2 separate regions of the Homo sapiens genome follow, and region 2 is linked to region 1. A link is an interaction called in ENCODE POLR2A ChIA-PET data of the cell type or tissue named here. Cell type or tissue: CD4-positive, alpha-beta T cell. All regions are shown on one strand. Each heading gives the region's core, and the rest is flanking DNA. Links, peaks and the distances in the headings are about the cores only.

Evidence for each region. ChIA-PET counts read pairs that join two places held together with the same protein. Peaks named below come from ENCODE experiments on the same cell type or tissue, not always from the same donor. Only the 100,000 strongest peaks of a DNase experiment are listed, where the experiment ranks them.
Region 2: POLR2A ChIA-PET joins it to region 1 with 6 read pairs; 2 of 35 experiments call an interaction of 5 or more read pairs at or near these places.

Annotation. Positions count from the first base shown.
Region 1 is chr12:89,627,450-89,630,374 of GRCh38, forward strand. It overlaps ATP2B1 (ATPase plasma membrane Ca2+ transporting 1), which reads right to left. Exons shown (of 21, transcript NM_001366521.1): 7 at 229-267. Among named protein-coding and RNA genes, the nearest start is that of ATP2B1, 80 kb to the right of the region's middle. In CD4-positive, alpha-beta T cell, for the core only: no CTCF peak of the experiment used is centred there; no DNase peak of the experiment used is centred there.
Region 2 is chr12:89,765,251-89,768,175 of GRCh38, forward strand. All of the region lies in intron 2 of LOC107984543 (a long non-coding RNA gene), which reads left to right. Among named protein-coding and RNA genes, the nearest start is that of ATP2B1-AS1, 58 kb to the left of the region's middle. RefSeq lists a silencer at 846-905. In CD4-positive, alpha-beta T cell, for the core only: no CTCF peak of the experiment used is centred there; a DNase peak (open chromatin) is centred at 1,391; H3K27ac peaks cover 694 bases.

The sequences.
Region 1 (2,925 bases), core at 132-2,631:
TTCGGATAAGGGATACTCAACCTGTACCACAAATCATACTTAAAATCTTATTAACATTGCAGTGACGACATGACTAAGACACCGGCAGGAAGAAAGGTTAACCCAAGCTAACGTATATTGTTGATTTTCCCTGCCACATGTATCTTACTTTTGAATAAATATGGTATACAGTAGATTTTTGGATATAATGAAAACAAGCTCACTGTACTTTTGTCCTCCTAAATTTACCTTTGTTGCGATTCTCAATAGCTCCATCTTGTTTCTTATCTGTAGGAACAAAATGGGAATTAAAGCTTTCCAAAAGAAATGAATACAGCCATGCTAAATTATGCAGAAGTAGTTCACATTTCTATAACAGTTGTTACACAATGGTGTGTGTGTCTACAGATTAGAAAACATTTGACTTGTGATGACCTGCTGGGTCAATCACTCCCTAAGTCTTACCTACGGGAGAATACCGCAAAATAATTTAGGGTGTCTATATTTGTTTTATTTTTCCATAGGACTTCATTATTTTATAAGCTGTAATAAACCTAAATATGATACAAAAAGTTTTAAAACTAAATACAAATATAACCCCAAGAAAGCAGAAAAGGGCAGAGGTGGAGAGGGAGGAGGAAGAGCAGGGGTAGAGAGGGAGGAGGAAGGGATGTTATAAAACGACAACGGGCAGTCGGGTGTGGTGGCTCATGCCTGTAATCCCAGCATTTTGGGAGGCCAAGGTGGGTGGATCATCTGAGGTCGGGAGTTCAAGACCAGCCTGGCCAACATGGTGAAACCCTGTCTCTACTAAAAATAAAAAATTAGCCGGGTGTGGTGGCATGCACCTGTAGTCCCAGCTAGTCAGGAGGTTGAGGCGGGAGAGTTGCTTGAACCCGGAAGGCGGAGGTTGCAGTGAGCCAAGATCACGCCATTGCACTCCAGCCTGGGGGATAGAGTGAGACTCCGTCTCAAAAAAAAAAAAAAAAAAAAAAAAAAAAAAAAAGACAACTGGCACACAGGAGAGTGTTGATGAGAGTGAGGACAAAATATGTACAAAAGATAGGAGAGGTAACTTAGTAAAACTAGAATACGAATGTATAGAATAAGCCAGTAAGACTACCAGGTAAGGCAGCTCTCCAAATCAGCTTATATTTGGAAAACACAGAAAGATGAGCATATCTGAAGCAATAAAGTAATGAAGGGACAGGCCTATTGTCTGGAGTAGGCACTACAATATTAAAAATGCCAAAGAGCAGGAGAACCATTCATCCTATATTCTTCTAGCTTCTTTATCGAGGAGAACTATCTTCAAACGGAAAACATGGAACAAACATGGTCAAGAAGGAATAGAAGCTCAAGATTGATGAGGAGATAGTAAGATAATACCTAGCTACTTTTAATGAGCTCAAGTTTGGAGAGACCAGACGGCCACAGTCCAGGCCACTGAGGGAACTGAGACACATTACCCCGGACTGCTTCTGAGTAATCGCTAAGGCAGTCAAGGGAATGGGAGAAGGGCTGGAGGCCCACAGAAGAAAAAATGTTGCCCTGTTCTTTAAAAAAAAAACAACAACAACAAAAAAAGGGAGTCAACAAATTAGATGTTAATTTCTGGGGAATGTTCTAGACTAGATTAATAAAACCAGTGTATAAGACTCAGGGGGAAAAGAAGCTTACTGGAAAAGACACTGTGGAATACAGTGAGGATGCAAACTTCCCTTCAGCGTTCAATGACTTTCAACTCTTGTGGATTAGGATGGAGCACAGCATAAAAGGGTAGACTCTTGAGCCAGAGAAGAGGGTGTGACCTGTCACTTACTAGCACTTTGATCTAGAGCAAATTATATAATCTCCGTAAGCCTCAGTTTACTTATCAGTAAAAAAATAATAAGTCTTTACTTTGTACAGTTGTGAGGATTAATGAGATAGTGCATGTAAAACATTCAATAAATGGAATCATTACTGTGCTGGTTTTCAAACTGCGTTCTACTCAGCCTTAAGAAACGTATGGAAGCACATTGAGAACTGCTTCAAGGAGGACATAGAAAAAAAACCTAGAATGGGGGGCTTGCCACCTGGATCTGCGTCCAGAATTTTTCACATACATTTTTGTTTCGAAATAGAGATTTTATAGCTAACAGCAAAACTCAAAGAACAAAACAAACCACTCAAATATTAAAAACACTGCTGTAGTTATAGCAAACCAGGATTTTAGCCAGGCAGTTATTTTAGAATGTTTCAAAATATTCATGTGAGAAACAACAATATGGGTTTACTATCCTAAATAACATCAAATAAATCTAAGTGGCTAAACCACCGTAAAATGTTGTCAACCTAAAGGGAAAAGACTCCAGAGGGGTAATCCTGAGTGTGAAGGAAGGGTGGTATAGCAGACACTTAGAAGCAGGGTGGGGAGGGCTTTTTAAAAGTGGCATGCCCCTAACTAGGAGATTCTGAGATGTCTCTTGTGTATAACAGTTTCTTGTAAGATCCTTGCAGATAAATGGTATGTATGATTATCAAGTTTTCTGATAACAGAACACTTGGAGGGACAGTAGATACAATGGATCAACATTTTAAAAAGATTTTGATATCTAATGATGGGCTGAATATAACAAGAGAAATGTAAGGTGTCAAAGTGAAGTCCTAGTCTTGTGTTCAAAAACCAAGCACATTAAGTATAGTAGAATAGAAATGTGAAGAAGATTAAAAGAAAGCTCAGTGAAACCAAAATATAATATGGCTGATAAAGAAAGCCACTGCTAAAGTAGCAGAAAAAATCCGCCGTGAGAGTTCAATTCATTTTGCTGATCAGATGATGGGAGATTCTACACCTAGAGAATAAATGCAAGAATGCCAATGGAAGTATTCAAGTAGATGCTGAATTTCTCTGGCCATGGTAAAGGGGACTGATGTATTCTCTAAAGGCCCATGCTATTAAGT
Region 2 (2,925 bases), core at 228-2,727, 140 kb after region 1:
TTGCTGACACCTTCCTTTAGCCGCTAGAAACTGTGAGACCCAAATTTCTATTTAAACCATTCAGCTTTTGAGACTTTGTTGCAATGACCCTAGCAAATGAATACAGAACCACTTAATAGTGGCTTGAGGGGTGGGATTATCAGTACCACGGGAACCACATAGATGGGTGAAAGTTGATTCTCAGAAATTGGTTCTGGGAAGACAATCTCATAGATTTTCACTACAGATCCCCCAAGACAATTTGTTTTGACTTGAAACTCAACTATGGACATTTTCTTTTGAATAAATTAGCTTGCTTAGGAATTGGGTGAATAATTAAAAATAATCTAAAAATTAATTTGTGGATATTTTCTGATTGGCATTATCTGTCTCAGCACACAAGTTGCCATAATGGTGGGGAAAGCAACAAGTAACAAGCCTGCTTTGCTCTAGAGCAGATTGATATATGTAGATAAGTGGAATTTATGTGAAAGAACCAATAATGTTTGAGAGTCTGCTGATAAAAGATGACATTGAGTAAAATGATGGATTCCTGTCTTAAAGGGTAACTTTTCTTATTATTTTCTTAGGCTGTATTGTAGTTGTTATTTATAATACGCTCCAGTTGAGGCATCATCTTGTAATTATTGCTCCCTCTACTCTTTCTCAACTTACTCTTCACTATGAGTGTTAGTATTCAACAGTTTAGACTTCATCAATAAGTAATTTCCATCAGAATGAGGAAAGACTGGTCCTTCTCTGTTTATGTTTTCTAATCTTGGAATGAGGTACCTTAGACTAAATCAGGGATTGGGTAAATTATAACCCTCAGGCCAAATTTAATCTACCACCTGGTTTTACAAAGGCAGTTTTATTATAGCACAGCCACACTCACTCATTTACTTACTTTCTGTGGTAGACTTCATGCTACAATGGCAGAGGTGAGCAGTTGCAACAGAGACTCCATGGCCCAAAAGCCTAAAATATTAACTATCTGGACTTTTACAAAAACAATTTTCCAACCTCTGACCTAGGTAGCTATGTAAAGGGAGAAAAAGAGGTTCTGTTTTTGTTTTTGTGCTTTTAATTAAGTCTACCAGGGACAGACTTATTAGCCTTTAGAGTAAAACGTAATCCCCACGTTACTAATAACATGAACTCCACATTTAAAAAATGGACTACATGGTTTAAAATGCTTTGTTTAAACTCATTTTTTCCTTATGTATAGTTGTTTGTAATTAGTAATTATTCAGCTCTTCTAGTTTACTTTTTCTTTTGCAAATAACTGGTTACAGAAGTAAAAAATAGAAGGGTTGTCCGAAGGCATCATGTGTTTTTGAGAGTAGTTGATCTAATGTTTCTTGAAGCCAGGAAGATATTTGTGCACTTTGTCTGTGGCTTCATTTCCTTACAGGAAATCACCTGGGGCAGATAACACCAAGCTCAGTGTATTCTTGTTGCTCAGTTGATTAGTTGATTGATTTGAAATAACAGAAATAATAAAGAAAGATATTTCTATTTGGGAAAATTTTTTTTTAAAGTTTATAATAATGTCACCCTAATAAGTTAGTTAATCTCTCTGAACTTCAGTGACCTTCTCTGTAAAGGTACTACCTATTACATAGTGTTATGAGGATTAAATGAAATGGTCCATTTAAAGAGTTTGATAGAGTATCTTGTGTATAATTAGAGAATAATACATTTAATTCTTGTTATTATTATTATTATTGCTATATTTTTAGCTACTGTTTTAGGCTGAATATTTGTCCTTTCCAAAATTCATGTGGAAATTTAATCCCCAATGTGGCAGTGCTGACAGGGGGCTTTTAAGAGGGAATTGGGTCACGAGGGCTTTGCCCTCATGAGTGCATTAGTCCATTAATGGATTAATGAATTAATAGGTTAATAGATTAATGAGCTCTCACAGGAATGAGACTGGTGGCTTTATAAAAAAAAAAAAAAAGGCAGAGCGATATGAGCTAGCATGCTCAGTTCCCTACCCATTTGATTCCCTGCACAGCCTTGGGACTCTTCAGAGAGTCCCTACCAGCAGGAAGGTTCTCACTAGATGTAGCATCTTGACATTGGGTTTCCCAGCTTCCATAACTGTAAGAAACAAATTCCTTTTCTTTAAAAATTACCCAGTTTCAGATATTCTGTTATAAGCAACAGAAAATGGACTCAGACACTTACCATATCCTAATTCCTGTGTTATATTTTAGCTACAGGGAATGTTAATAATTCATTTATTTATTGTATTTCTTACTGTATTCTTTTGGATTCTCCAGAGAAACAGAACCTCTCAGGTTCTTATATATTGATTATAAGAAATTCTGTGGAGGCTCAGAAGTCTCAAGATCTATAGTCAGCAAGCTGGACACCCAGGAGAACAGATGGCATAGTTCCAGTCCAGGTTGGAAGGTCTGAGAATCAGAAGAGCTGATGGCCTAAGTTCCAGTCTGAGTCCAAGTTCTAAGGCAGGAGAAGTCTGATATCCCAGCTCAATGATAGTCAGGAAGAGAGAGTGAAGTCTCCCTCACACTACCTTATTATTCTATTCAAACCATTCAAAGTTTCCATAAGACCCACCCACATTGGGAAGGTCAATCTGTTTTACTCAGTCTACTGATTCAAATGCTAATCTCACCCAGAAAATTGCTCATGAACACACCCAGAATAATGTTTAATGAAATATCTGGGCACCCTGTGACCCAGTCAAGGTAACACATAAAATTAACATCCCAAGTTCACCCCTTGTCAATTTGGCACCCATATGCACCTCCTTAAAGCATACTTCATATCCAAATAAAGAAAATAACAAGGTAATAATTCCATCTACCATGATAAAACTATCTTGCATACAATTGGCAATGCAGTAACCCCTTCCCCAGAAGAGGAGGTAAAGTCCTTGGGTGATGTTTACTTTTCTTCTTGATATCCCATAGC